2 separate regions of the Homo sapiens genome follow, and region 1 is linked to region 2. A link is a loop called in an ENCODE intact Hi-C map of the cell type or tissue named here. Cell type or tissue: mammary epithelial cell. All regions are shown on one strand.

Region 1 (4,000 bases), 990 kb before region 2:
TGAGTGTCTGTGGCTTTTCCAGGCACACGGTGCAAGCTGTCAGTGAATCTACCATTCTGGGGTCTGGAGGACAGTGGCTCTCTTCTCACAGCTCCACTAGGCAGTGCCCTAGTGGGGACTCTGTGTGGAAGCTCCAACCCCACATTTCCCTTCTGCACTGCCCTAGGAGAGGTTTTCCACTAGGGCCCTGCCCCTGCAGCAAACTTCTGCCTAGACATCCAGGTGTTTCCATACATCCTCTGAAATCTAGGTGGAGGTTCCCTAACCTCAGTTCTTGACTTCTGTGCACCTTCAGGCTCAATACCATATGGAAGCTGACAAGGCTTGGGGCTCACACCCTTTGAAGCCATGGCCTGAGCTGTATCTCGGCCCCTATTAGCTATGGCTGAAGCAGCTGAGATGCAGGCACCAAGTCCTTAGGCTGCACAGAGCAGGGAGACCCTGGAATGTGTCCGCTAAACCTTTTTTTTTCTCCTAGGCCTCTTGGTCTGTGAAGAGAGGGCCTGGTATGAAGGTCTCTGACATGCCCTGGAGACATTTTCCCCATTGTCTTGGTGATTATCATTAGGCTCCTTGCTACTTATGCAGATTTATGCAGTCTGGTTGAATTTCTCCTCAGAAAATGGGTTTTTCTTTTATATCGCATCATCAGGCTGCAAATTTTTTTAACTTTATGCTCTACTTCCCTTGTAAACATAAGTTACAATTCCAAACCATATATTTGGGAATATATATAACTGAGTACTTTTAATAGCACCCAAGTCACATTTTGAATGCTTTGCTGCTTAGAAATTTCTTTTGCCAGATGCCCTAAATCAACTCTCTCAAGTTCTAATTTCCATAAGTCTCTAGGGCAGCGACAAAATGTCAGAAGTCTTTTTGCTGAAGCATAACAAGAGTCACCTTTGCTCCAGTTTCCAACAAGTTCCTCATCTCCGTCTGAGACCACTTCAACCCGGATTTCATTGTCCATATCATTATCAGCATTTTGGTCTAAGCCATTCAACACATCTCTTGGGAGTTCCAAAATTTCCCACATTTTTCTGTCTTCTTCTGAGCCCTCCAAACTGCTCCAACCTCTGCCTGTTACCCAGTTCCAAAGTTGCCTCCACATTTTTGGGTATCTTTACAGCAGCACCCCACTTTACAGGTACCAATTTATTGTATTAGTCTGTTACCATGCTGCTAATAAAGACATACCCAACACTGGGTAATTTATATAGGAAAACAGTTTAATTGACTTACAGTTCCACATGGGTGGGGAGGCTTCACAATCACTGTGAAAGGCGAATGAGGAGCAAAGTCACATCTTCCATGGCAGTCTGCAAGAGAGCTTGTGCAGGGATACTTCCATTTATAAAACCAGCAGATTTCATGAGACTTATTCACTACCATGAGAACAATATGGGAGAAATCGCCCCCATGATTCAATTATCTCCCACCGGTCTCTCCCATGACATTTGGGGATTACGGGAGCTACAAGTCAAGATGATATTTGGGTGGAGACACAGACAAACCATGTCAGAGAGGCCAGTGAAGACTCTGAAAACACTAAACAAAAAAAGTAGGTTATTCATGCCTCTCCTCTCTCCCTTTATGATCTATACACATTTTCTCAAGAAAAATTGTTACCTGGGAAGCTGACCAGTGAGGAGCAAAGGGAGAAGATCTTTTACAGCTAAAAAAATACCATTGAGAAGTTTGAATTTTATATTTATGTTTTCTCAACTCTTGTTTGACTTAGAGTTGCAAGGAATCAGACAATAAGATGCTATTATCATATGACTGCTGCATAATATTTACAATCCATTTGTTATAAATGACGCCCCACTAGAGAAGGTTAATAATAAATTAAAAGCAGTATTTTCTTCATGTTAAATTTTACTATATATTCTACATATATTTAGTTAGTAGCCTATTGTATTATGTTTCAAAACTCTCATAATAACAATAAAACAAATCAAACAAACACACCTTATTTTAAGAGAGCCTTTACCTTAATAAATGATTTCCCAATCATACAGAGTTTATTAACTTAGATATGTTTCAAATGAATTGAAAAAACAATTATTATTTGGACAATGTGAATGCTATTAGTTTATCCAATATATATTACTGTCGGTTAAACCTCCCAAAAATAAGAACATCTTTTGTCCCACTTTCTGAAACTTAAAAATAAGAATAACATTTGAGGTAGAAAAATCTAACATTTCCATAATCATCAAGTTAAATAATCCATTTAAAATATGCTTGTAAATTGAAATTTATTTGTACCTTAACACCAGAATTATCTTCTTTGGCTCATACCACAGATTACCACCAGATGGTGGTAGAAGACTGACTAATACTTTCAATATTATCAGTAGGCAAGGCATATGTGCTTGGCAGTTTTAAGTTTTTGCTTTTTTCAGTCCTTTTTCCACATCCAAATAATTTCTCAATTCTTTACTAATACAGCTTTATTCTGTGCATAGGACTGAGGCTATTGGGACCTGAGGGTTGCTAGGATTATAAAACAGTAAATAATAGAAGAAATAATTCTCACCCATCTAAATTTAAGAAAATGAAACAAACTCTCAGGAAGATTAAAAGGTTAGGGAAACATTTGTTAAATTTCTTATTTTCAAATAATTGTAGAAAAATATATAATACATTTTTCTATATGTAAATACTATATTTACATATTCTATATATTCTTTATACTATGTACATGTATAATGTACATGTATTATATTGTACCATGTATAATACAATTATTCATAAAATGAAAGAAAAACATCTGCTGTGTGAAACCTACTACTTCAGCATGTACATGATAAGAAGTTTGGAATTCTTTTAATGTTCTATTATTGTTTCAATATCCAACACCACAAAAATATTGGAGTCTTACTTTCAAAGAATATGATTGACCTTGTGGCATTTTCGTATTGCACACAACACACAAGTGTGGCTTTGTAGGTACACAGGCAAGACACGCTATGGAAAAGAAAGTAAGAGTCAGGCTAACTTTTCCTGGTAGAACATTGTCAACGCTAAAAATGAATTTCATATTTTTTAACTCTTCCACTCTCTTTGAATTATTTCTCAATTTGACACATGACCTAAAATTCGTAATCCATTAGCTCCACATTAATTTTAATTGTTTCACAGATATGTTCATACAGAATTTTAAATGTTTGAAATTCTTGTGTAATGTGAAATCTAATCTTAATGAGAGGTATTTTTTCATTTGCCAGTAAAAATTCCTTAAAATGTTTATTTATATTATTTTCAAGAATAAAATAAAATGTATAACAAAAAATCTTTTTTGTTATTTTAGGATTCCTAATACATTCTAGAGTAAAGGATTATTTTTATTCCTTTGCTCGTCTATTAAATACTTTAATAGAATAGCATCTTTAGCATTTTCATCATGGATTTTAATTTTTTTCATCTTTTCCATAGACAAGCATATTCACAAACCTAACCACTTCAGCCAAAGGTCAACTAAAATAAAAGTTGTGGCATGATGTGATTAAAAATTAGGATTATTTTGAGGGTTTAGCAGTATATGATTCAACAAATAAAAATAATTTATATATTTGTGTGACTCTCCTGATAAATATTGTGCTTGAATTTTAATAAGAATGTGTCTAAATTTATTTTATCTCAAATTAACAAGTGAAAAAAACATGCTTTTATCATTAATAGACATTGTTCTTCATTTCTGAAGAAACCTTCAGGAAAGCAATGTATATTAAAATATAATATTACATTTTAAATGTTTTTGTTTTGGTAGCTCGCTCACTGAGGGCTTGGCAGAAATATTGCACACAATGATCAAGTTAAAATGAGATGGGTTTTGATTAAGTTAGTTTTTATTGCGTAAATGTGGAATAAAAGTAACTAAAACTTGGCAATATTAATCATATATAATTCTTATTTTATTTTCCTTTATTCTATTTTGGCATTCTTCTGTCACTACCTTCAGATACTTTCAAGACAGCACAAAGTTTATTTC
Region 2 (4,000 bases):
TGCTGGGATTACAGGCGTGAGCCACCGCACCCGGCCTTTAGTCCTATTTTAAACACATGAATTCCTGTCTACCATAACTGCATTATCTCTGATATCTATACCCCTCTGTCAGTATTTCTGCTACTATGACATTTCTGTCTGACAATGACTTACTAAATATAAGCTATAAATAAACAAAAAAAAGAAACAGGACTTACTTTTATATGGCAGATATTATCAGTACTGAGCCATCCTCCTGGCATAGGTATTTTAAATGAGATAAAAAATAATTCTATTTATTGATAAATGCCATTTATGATTGATAAATATATCATAGTTGTGTTATAATTTTGTTTGATATGGCCACTGCCTTGACATCCCTTTTTAGGCCTGAAAAGTTATTTGAAAGCTAATCATACCTCATCACCTTTGGTCTAGTTAAAACTTCCCCCTCCTTTTGTAGCTGTTTGATAGATGCCATGCTTATTTCTAAACACACTGACCCTAAACCCAGCACATCCTGCAGCTGCTGAGCAGGATTCAACCCAATGGTCAACATCAGAGTCTCGGCCCTCACCCCCCACCCACCCACTGGTTGAGTACCCCGCTGTTGCTGGATTTTTCCACCTGCCCAAGTGGCCACCCTGCTTCTCTCATAGATCAATGAGTAACAAAATGCTTCTGTGATTTCATGTCGTTTACTGTGCTGTCTCCTCATTGTGATTCACCTGACTGATGTACTTAAACCTGACTCTCCTCCCAGTCAGGGTTCTCCTGGAAGGTAGCTACCTTGGTATGAATACATTGGATATAGGTCAGACAAAAGCCCCAAGGGTGTCTGCCAATATAAAGGGAATCTTTGTCATGGGTTGGATACCTAGGTATTAGGCCATGCATCAGGATAAAGAAATGTCCCATGAAAGGCACACTGTAAACACCCACAAACACATCCTGTGGAGCCTGTCAGGACAGGCCTAGAATTTATAACCATTTTCCCGAGAGGGAGCTGAAGACCAAATGTAAAAACAAACAAACAAAAACAAGACCAGTTGCATCAGAGGTCAAATTTGACTGATCTGTTTAATATTCAAAAGGCTCAGGATATATAGTATTGCAATGTTACTATGTTTAAGACAGCAGATAAAGCATAAAGGATGAAATAAAAAACTTTTGACTCAACATAGAAAACTAAATCAATTCAGGTATTTAAAACATTTTTTAAAAATAGGCAATGGAACTGAACCACAATGCACCTTGTCCCTTTCTTATTATACATTGCACAGCCGACTTCTCAATAGCTGAGTCAATGTCTCAACACTATTTCTATTTCATCCACCCATTATCCCTATTGTATGGGCTTCTTTTCTAATATCCTGGCATATTTCTTTCTGCAGCCTTCACAATTTCTTTCTTGGAGGACAAAAGAGACTCAACATGAAGGAACAAAGCATACAGCAAGGGAATCAATATAGATAGATTTTGGTCACCAAAATACTGAACAGTAGGATATTAGCAAACCAGCAGTGAAAAATGGATATTGGGAAGGATTTTAAAAAAAAGGGAAGAAGAAGGAGAAACATTTAGCTGATGATATATAAAAAAGACTACTTTATAGAAGCAAAACTTGGGGCTCCTGATTAGGAAATATTGCCATCTAGTGTGAACTAATTTCACATGCAGTACTGTTGCAATGGAGTGTTGCCAGTACACTTTATTGAAGATGTAGGGGCCTACAACTATGGAATGTAGATTGATCATTAAATGCTGTATTGTTGAAAAAAAATCTCACTGATATAATACCACATTTTAGTTCATTTGTTTTCCACATAATATCATGAATAAAAAAGAGCATAAAATGAAATACCTTAATAATAAAAACATAATATTAAAACATGAGTGTACCTCAGACAGACTTTATCACTCTTGATATTTCACTGTTTTCTCCCTTTAATGACTTAGTTATGAGCCGTGCTGTGATTCTTTAATGTTACATTCATAAAAAGTATTTTCACACTTAATGAAAAAGAAGACTGTGTTTTAAAGTATGTTATTTCTTTTTCTATTATTTTACCAAATAGAATAAAATAAATGTTTAAAGGGCACTATTTTTGCCATCTATTCAGTAAAGACAAAAAAAAAACAATGCCTTCTTTCCTAAAAGTTAGTAAAGATTAGAATGCTGAAAATTCTTGGTGTGACTGACATTAGAGCAGATGGTATGAATCAATATTTCCTTTTTTTTAAAGATCTTTCTCTGGAAGTAGAAAGATACATGGTATGAATAAAATAAAATTCTATTTTTCTTACTTAAGACTTACAACTAGCTCATGTTAAGTATTTCTCAATTGCTTAATGATATGAATTCAAAATATATTACTTTTAATACTGAGCTAAACTGTCATGTTTAGATATATTTTTAAATATAAAATGTTCCAAAAAATGATGAAACATATTTTCAAATAAAAATAATATGAAAACATTGATCTTTGCATTTTAATGTTTTCTTTATGGATTTAATTCCTTTTGGATAAAAATTTAAAATGATTTTTTCACAAACTTTTAAAAACTATAAAAATCCCTTTATTTCACAATTAGTCTTAAAGAATAGCAGGTAATAGGATTTTTTATTGGCAATATCGTTATATTATTGATATATAATTTTTGTCTGTTTCTACAAAGAAATTTCCTTTTTAGTCAAGTTGTATATCTATTTTCAGAAATTAGTCTTTTATTTCTATTAGATTCTAAGATTTTCTTTTCATATTTGGTATTCCGCAGCTTCATTACTATGTGCCTAGAAGTAAATTGCATTTTTATTTATCTAGATCAGAGCTTCGTGAGATACTTCAGCCTCTGCAGTCTGAGAATTAACAGTGACGTGGTGGCTGGCAATAATATGATGAGTTGGCTTACTCAACCCAGAGCCCCCACCACCATCACACACACAGAAGGTCTTCAAAAGCTTTTGTACTGAATTTAGGTTTCAATATTAGATGCATTTTACTTTGAAGTCAGGGAGTATCATACCTCTAGTTTTATTATTTTTGCTAAAGATTGCTTTGGCTATTCAGAGTCTTTTGTGATTCTATAGGAATATTAAGCTGTTTTTTTTCTATTTTTGGGAAAAATGTCATTGGAATTGTGATAGTGATTTCATTAAATTGGTAGATTGTTTTGGGTGGTATAGACATTTTAACAATATTAATTATTCCAGTCAATGGACAGGGATATATTTCCATTTATTTGTGCATTCTGCACTGATTTTCATCCGTGTTTTATGGTTTTGAGTGCAAAGGTCTTTTACCTCCTTGGTTAAATTTATTCCTAAGTATTTTATTTTTATAGCTGCTGAAATGGGATTGTTTTCTTGATTTATTTTCTGATAGTTTGCTGTTGGTATAGAAAGACTATTGATTTTGGTTTTTCTATATTGATTTCGTACCCTGCAACTTTACTGAGTAAGCTTATTAACTTTAATAATTTTTTTTTGGTAGAGACTTCAGGGTTTTCTATGTATAACATCATGTTATCTGTAAACAGAAAAAATTTAACTTCTTCCTTTCCAATCTGGATGCCTTTTATTTCTTTCTCTTGACTAATTGCTCTAGTTAGGACTTCCAGTATTATTTTGAATAGAAAGAATAGGCATCTTTGTCTTGTTCCTGAGCTTAAAGGAAAAGGTTTCAACATTTTTCTATTGATTATGATGGTTGCTGTGAGTTTGTCATATATGGCCTTTATTGTATTGAGGTGCATTCCTTCTGTGCCTAATTTGTTGAGGGATTTTATTGGGAAACAATGTTGAATGTATCAGATATTTTCTGCATCTATCGATATAATCATTTGATTTTTGTTTTTCATCTTGTTGAAGCAGTTTGTCACATTTATAGATTTCTATATGTTGAACCATCCTTGCATCCCTGGGATGTATCCCAGTTGAACATGGTGAATGATCATTTTAACATGCTATTGAATTCAGTTCACTAGTATTGTGTAGAGGATTTTTGCATCTGTGTTCATC

The links. Hi-C counts contacts between places; a loop is a spot of excess contacts. Peaks named below come from ENCODE experiments on the same cell type or tissue, not always from the same donor. Only the 100,000 strongest peaks of a DNase experiment are listed, where the experiment ranks them.
Region 1: it touches region 2 in a loop (8-fold over the local background); 1 of 110 quality-filtered maps calls a loop at or near these places.

Annotation. Positions count from the first base shown.
Region 1 is chr13:70,567,090-70,571,089 of GRCh38, reverse strand. No RefSeq gene overlaps it. Among named protein-coding and RNA genes, the nearest start is that of LINC00348, 450 kb to the left of the region's middle. In mammary epithelial cell, a CTCF peak has its summit at 2,320 (motif pointing right); no DNase peak of the experiment used is centred here; H3K27me3 peaks cover 42 bases.
Region 2 is chr13:69,577,168-69,581,167 of GRCh38, reverse strand. No RefSeq gene overlaps it. Among named protein-coding and RNA genes, the nearest start is that of LINC00383, 360 kb to the right of the region's middle. RefSeq lists an enhancer at 452-1,026. In mammary epithelial cell, a CTCF peak has its summit at 1,633 (motif pointing left); a DNase peak (open chromatin) is centred at 807; H3K27ac peaks cover 757 bases.